Linked DNA regions of Homo sapiens: region 2 is linked to region 1. The links are chromatin contacts, found by Hi-C in ENCODE. All regions are on one chromosome and are shown on one strand. Each heading gives the region's core, a stretch centred on a gene start or an enhancer-like site at or near the end of the contact. The rest is flanking DNA. Distances are from core to core; before and after follow the strand shown. Region 1 holds the start of RPGR (retinitis pigmentosa GTPase regulator). Region 2 holds the start of MAOA (monoamine oxidase A).

Evidence for each region. A loop is a pair of places that touch in the nucleus more often than their neighbours do. Pooled maps may share reads with other maps.
Region 2: a loop to region 1 is called in a map of B cell, with 14 times the contacts of the local background. The contact joins the promoter of MAOA here to the promoter of RPGR in region 1. A Hi-C loop is called at or near these places in 3 of 168 maps with a recorded cell type or tissue (B cell, CD8-positive, alpha-beta T cell and naive thymus-derived CD4-positive, alpha-beta T cell) and 5 of 50 pooled maps.

What each region holds. Positions count from the first base shown.
Region 1 is chrX:38,326,153-38,329,329 of GRCh38, forward strand. RPGR (retinitis pigmentosa GTPase regulator) reads right to left here and starts at 1,357. Exons shown (of 15, transcript NM_001034853.2): 1 at 1,188-1,357. The coding sequence starts at 1,215. It also overlaps a transcript of OTC not described here. RefSeq lists a silencer at 1,046-1,295.
Region 2 is chrX:43,655,046-43,657,912 of GRCh38, forward strand. It overlaps MAOA (monoamine oxidase A), which reads left to right and starts at 1,254. Exons shown (of 15, transcript NM_000240.4): 1 at 1,254-1,369. The coding sequence starts at 1,297. RefSeq lists a silencer at 1-156 and an enhancer at 88-147.

The DNA of each region.
Region 1 (3,177 bases), core at 107-2,606:
TGGCTTCCCTGATACCCTCATCCCAAGCCAAGGTTTGGTGGCTCTGCTCTGGCCCTGTAATATCTACTGTCAATTTATATGGTCATTTTGTTTACTTTCCTGTATGTCTCACTAAATTGTGAACTGCAGGCCAGGAATGTCAGTTCCGGCCAGGAGCATGGAAGAAAACATACATATTTCAGTGAAGGTATGATTCTGCTCAAACCCAGTGTTTTTTCAAAATGGTCGTGACCTATTAGTGGGCCAGAAAATCAATTCAGTGGATCACGATCAGCATTTTAAAAGAATGCATTATCAAAAAGGTGTGTGTGGAATCTAAGTGGATAGAACAAGGACTGCTTCACCAGACATCTATTTCTGTTACACGGTATATATGGAGTATCGGGTCACAATGTCAAAAGTATTTCTAACTATGGAGCTCAGGAAAAAAAAGGCTAAAAAACACTCGCTAAAGGGTCCCTCTTCTCCCTCTTTGTCCAATTTATTTCCTGTATCCCCTTTTACCCCACAGCCCTGATCACTCACTCTTTACTGCATTCAATACATAACCGGGAGCTCAGGACCTCCAAAGTGCACAAGTCTGGAGTCCGCACTTTGGGGAGTTTACAGAAAGTGTCCCTCCCTGGCCGGGCGCGGTGGCTCACGACTGTAATCCCAGCAATTTGGGAGGCCGAGGTGGGCTGATCACCTGAGGTCGGGAGTTCGAGATCAGCCTGACCAACATGGAGGAACCCCGTCTCTACTAAAAATATAAAATTAGCCGGGCGTGGTGGCGCATGCCTGTAATCGCAGCTACTCGGAGGCTAAGGCAGGAGAATCGCCTGAACCCGGGATGCGGAGGTTGCGGTGAGCCGAGATTGCGCCATTGCACTCCAGCCTGGGCAACAAGAGTGAAACTCCGTCTCATAAAAAAAAAAAAAAAGTGTCCCTGCCTTCAAGAAGCTCATCAAGAGCTTATTTAAAAAGCATACGAAAGACAGGCACCCTCTTTCCCGTTCTCCCCCATCCTGTTCTTCCCGTCCGGTCCTCTGCCCTCAGTCATTCGCGGGAGCGCAACCAGCGATCCCGCCCCAGTCCGGCTGCCAAGCCTGGGGCCTGTCCCCCTACAGGGCCGATCCGGAGGCGGGGCCCGGCCGCCCGCGGACCCTCCCTCCCGGCCTTCCGCCACCGGCGCGGGCGCAACTCACCGGGCATCAGCTCTTCCGGCTCCCTCATGCCACGGGCAGTACGGGCAGCCTGCGCCGGGGCCAGGAGGCTGTAGAGGACGGTTTGGTCGGGGCTAAAGCAGCTACTCCGCACCGACGCGGGCCGCGAAAGCCCCCAAGTTCCGCATGGCGAAACTCCGGAGATCAACTACAACCGCGCTCCCGGAAGTCAACAAACAGCCGCTACGGGCAACGGGGGCGGAGCTTGGGAATGCAAGGCGGGACAGGCGCCGTTGGGGAGGGGAACGGAGGCCGGGTGGCTGGTAAGGGGCAGGCTCAGGCACAGCGGAGGGGCAGTAGAGACCACGCGCCCTCTGGCGGCCTGGAGCAGAGAGGCGGCCACGCCGCGCAGTGATGCTGTGGAGTCCGCGCCCTTGTGCCGTTGGAGGTCCAGGCGCCGCAGGGACCCTGCCCATGAGTGGCAAACGTCACAAATCCCATACTCCGTGACATAAGCAAGCATCGACACACAATTATGACACTACTAGTAATAGTGACCAGCTGGAACATTAAAGGAGGTAAGCACTCTGCTAAAGATATCCCCAGCATCTAAACCAACATCTGGCCTATACTGAATGCTCATTACGTATTTATTGGACAAATGAGTACTATTACAACCCTGTAAAGTGGTTAATGTTACCTCTGTTTAAGCATGTGGGCAGCTAGTCCAGCTAGTCCAGCCTGTAGTCAACAAAAGTAAAAGCTGAGGTGTATATGGTCCACTACTCACAGAACATACACAAAGGGGTAGCCCAACATCATTGCTCTAGAATTTGCTCAGCGATGTTATATGATGCAGGGTTTCCCATGCATCAACATTTGGCTATCATGAAATAAAGAAGCAAAAAGCCATCTTCCAGAATGAGCAGATTTACGTACGTTTGGTAGTTGTGGACATGGGCCCTAGAATCAGACACAATTGGATTCAGGGATCCCTGAATTACTCTTGTGTGTTACCAACACTTTCTCAGGAAGTTTGCATTAACATGAAGAGGGGACATTAAACTATTAGTTACACAAATAATCATTTACTTACAAAGCAAAGTGGAGGTTACTAAGGAAGTGGTTAACAAGAAGCGTTGACCTGGTGTAGGAGGTTAAGAAAGGCTTATCTGAAGAAAGAACATTAAATCTAAGAACTGGAGAAAGATAAGCCAGGAGGGGGAGAGAGCTCTTGGCAGAGAGTAAATTGTGTATAAAGGTTTGTAAGGAGCTTGACTCTTTCCAGGAACACCAAGAGGCGAGGCTGGTTCCTAGCGAGGTGGCAAGGTCTTGGGCCTATTAAGGATCTGAGATTTTATCCTAAAGACAATGTGAAACCACTGAGAAGTTTTAGGCAGTAGAACAACAGGACAGGATCAGTTATGTGTGTCCCTGAAATCATTCTGCCTGGTCTAGATGCTTTGTAGAGAATAAACTGGAGCAGTGAGAAGGGTTCAGAGGCTATTGCAGAATTTCAGACATGTGGTCAGGATGGCTTGGAGTACAGTTCATTGGTGCCAGAGAGGAGCAGGCAGATTTGAAAATATTTTAGGTCTTAGAATCAACAGGAAATGGTTTCTGACTATTGACTCCTAGACAGTGCTGGACTACCAAATAGTTCTTAGAGCAACAGCAAAGATAGGGCCCTAAATTATTTTGAAAAGGATTTGATATTCATTTTTAGAGTATCATAATTGTTACTACGGGCAAATGAGAATTTTTAAAGATTTACTTTTTAATATGCAGTCATTTGTTTTTATTTCAAAATACAGTAAGGCACATTTTGGTGCTAAGCATCCCAGAAGATATTGATGCAGCCCTACTCCAAGGTTTCCAACATAAGCAAATAGCAGGAGGGGGGCACCATTTACTGAGATGGGGAACACTGAGGAAAGAGCTGGCGACATTGGAGTTAGGTAAATGGGGCAAGAAGAGCATAATGAGTTCATCCTTGAGCACACTAAGACATCAAATTGGAGGTGCTGAGCAG
Region 2 (2,867 bases), core at 4-2,503, 5.3 Mb after region 1:
CCCAGCGTGCTCCAGAAACATGAGCACAAACGCCTCAGCCTCCTTCCCCGGCGGCACCGGCACCGGCACCAGTACCCGCACCAGTACCGGCACCGGCACCAGTACCCGCACCAGTACCGGCACCGGCACCAGTACCCGCACCAGTACCGGCACCGGCACCGAGCGCAAGGCGGAGGGCCCGCCCGAAGCCGGGGGCACAACTGCCCAGGTCCCGAACCCGGACTCCAGCTTGGACGACACCTCCTACAGCCTGTCCGAATGGAGCGTCCGTTCTGAGTGGCGGTCCGTCTCGGATCCGCTAGCCAGTTCCCAGTGGAGCACGTCCTCAACTGCCGAGGCCGCCTCCTGGAGCTCCAGCATACACTCCCCAATCAGCACTACCGGTCTTAGCGAGAGTACTGACTCCGACTCCAAGAGTGGCCTCCGGGGTTTCAGCGCTTACAACCCGAGCAGTCGGATCCCCAAGTCTACCACCAGCTCGAACTCCTCCGATGGGGCCGTCACAGCCTCCAATCAGGACACCGGCATTCCCTGGGTATTAGTAACAGGACCTACCCCGCCCGTAAACTCCCCCGTAGAGTCATTGCAAGGGTCTGCCTTCTCCTCAGGGTTCAGCACCCCACGGGGTTTGGTAAAAGGACCGACCCTGCCCCCGGATTCCAACCTGACCTCAGTGTCCGACTACACTTGGATATTTGTACGGGGACCTCCTATACCCAATGACCTTTCGCAAGTGTCAATACAAGCACCTCCTACACCCAGTAACACCCCCGAGTGTCAGTACAAGGGTCTGCCGCATCCTCAGTGTCCAGCTTCCCCTGGGGTTTGGTACCAGGACCACCTCTACCCAATAACATTTCCCCAGTGTCGCCACAAGCACCTCCTGCACCCCATAACATCCCCCCAGTGTCAAGGCAGGCGTCTACCCCCACCTCAGTGCCTGACACTCCGCGGGGTTCAATACAAGAACCTCCTGCACCCAGTAATCCTTTCCAGCTGCCGACACAAGGACATTCTAAACCTAATAACTCTCGCCGAGTGTCAGTACAAGGGTCCGCCCCGCTCTCAGTGCCCAGCTCCCCCCGGGTATCAGCTGAAACATCAGCTCCGCCCCTGGGCGCTCCCGGAGTATCAGCAAAAGGGTTCGCCCCGCCCACAGTGCCCGGCTCCCCCCGGGTATCAAAAGAAGGATCGGCTCCGCCCCCGGGCTCCCCGGGGGAGTTGATAGAAGGGTCCTTCCCACCCTTTGCCGTCCCCACTCCTGTGCCTACGACCCAGGAGCGTGTCAGCCAAAGCATGGAGAATCAAGAGAAGGCGAGTATCGCGGGCCACATGTTCGACGTAGTCGTGATCGGAGGTGGCATTTCAGGTCAGTGTGGACCGTAGCGGTGGCCTGGGGGACCCTGGCCAGTGAGGGGTAGGGGAACCTACAGTAGCTCTTGTGGTGTTTGGGGGTCTCTCATGCATGCGAGAGTGTAGTGTAGCCATGGCTTGGCCCCATATCCTGCGAGGTAGGAGTGGGGGTTGTGCCAGTTTTGCTGGTGGTGTGACTGGGGGAGGCAGACACAATAATTTTACTACTACTACTATTAAATACTAATATTTAATTAGCTCTTGCTGTGCAGTTGTATTTAGCACTTTACGTGGATTTTCTCAGTCCTCAACAGTCCTGTGAGGTGGGAACTAAATTCATCCCCGTTTTGCAAAACCAAGAAACTGAGGTCTGGGGAGTTTCAATAACTCTCTTGAGGTCGAATCACCTAGCTTGTAAGTGGCTGAACGATTTTCTCCCATTTAAGACCTGCAGTACTAATTCCTGAGGTGGCTGCTTTGCCTCACTGATTTCATATCCTTTGCCCTAAACAGAACATCAGGATACAGATTTCTGTAGTATTGAGGGAGCAGTAGTGTTATTCCAGTCCTGCTCTTCTCTATTTTCCGTAGAAAATTTAGTAGGTGAAGAGGAAGGAGGTAGACTCCTTTAAGAAAAGGTTAAAAAAAAAAAGAGGAGAAGAGGGGGTGAGCTCTTAAACTATTCCTGTGTGTGTGTGTGTGTGTGTGTGTGTGTGTGTGTGTATGAACTGTGTTTATATATATATATGAACTGTGTTTATATATATATATGAACTGTGTTTATATATATATATGAACTGTGTTTATATATATATATGAACTGTGTTTATATATATATATGAACTGTGTTTATATATATATATATGAACTGTGTTTATATATATATATATATGAACTGTGTGTGTGTATATATATATATGAACTTGCAGGAAGGTGTAGGACATTTATTGTCCAAAGAGAATCCCTTTATGAAGCAGGGGCTGAGTGCCCTGTTGTATCCTCCTTCCTCCTTTCACTAAGAGCTCCCACCACCTGAATCTTGTCTTCTGATGAGCCAGTTGGTGGGCCAGGGTGCCCCTGGTCCTGGCTTGGATTTGTGGCTAACCAAGTGAGTGGTGCATGAGGCTTTCCAATATCTTCCTGGAAGCCTCATCATGATTGATATATTGTCGCCTATGTTGCCATCATTGGTAAAATGTTTGAAAATTAGGAATTTTGTTGCCTTTCATCCCTGGCTAGAATACCACACTGACCTATCCTCCCCCTACTAGGTGTTAATAATTTCTGAGTTATCCCTGCAGGATCTGATTCAGAAAGAGAAAGCTGATGGGAGGGAGTAAGTAGAGTGGCCCCACAGTAGCCATTTTTATATATAAATCTTTCGAGGAGACTCTGAACATGCTACAAATTAATGTTGGGTAGAGATAGCTTTATCTGAACCCAACATTGTTTATCCTGAACAGGCCAAGAGAAGAGATTGGCATGAACTGTTGCTTTGCCAGTTCCAGCCAGTA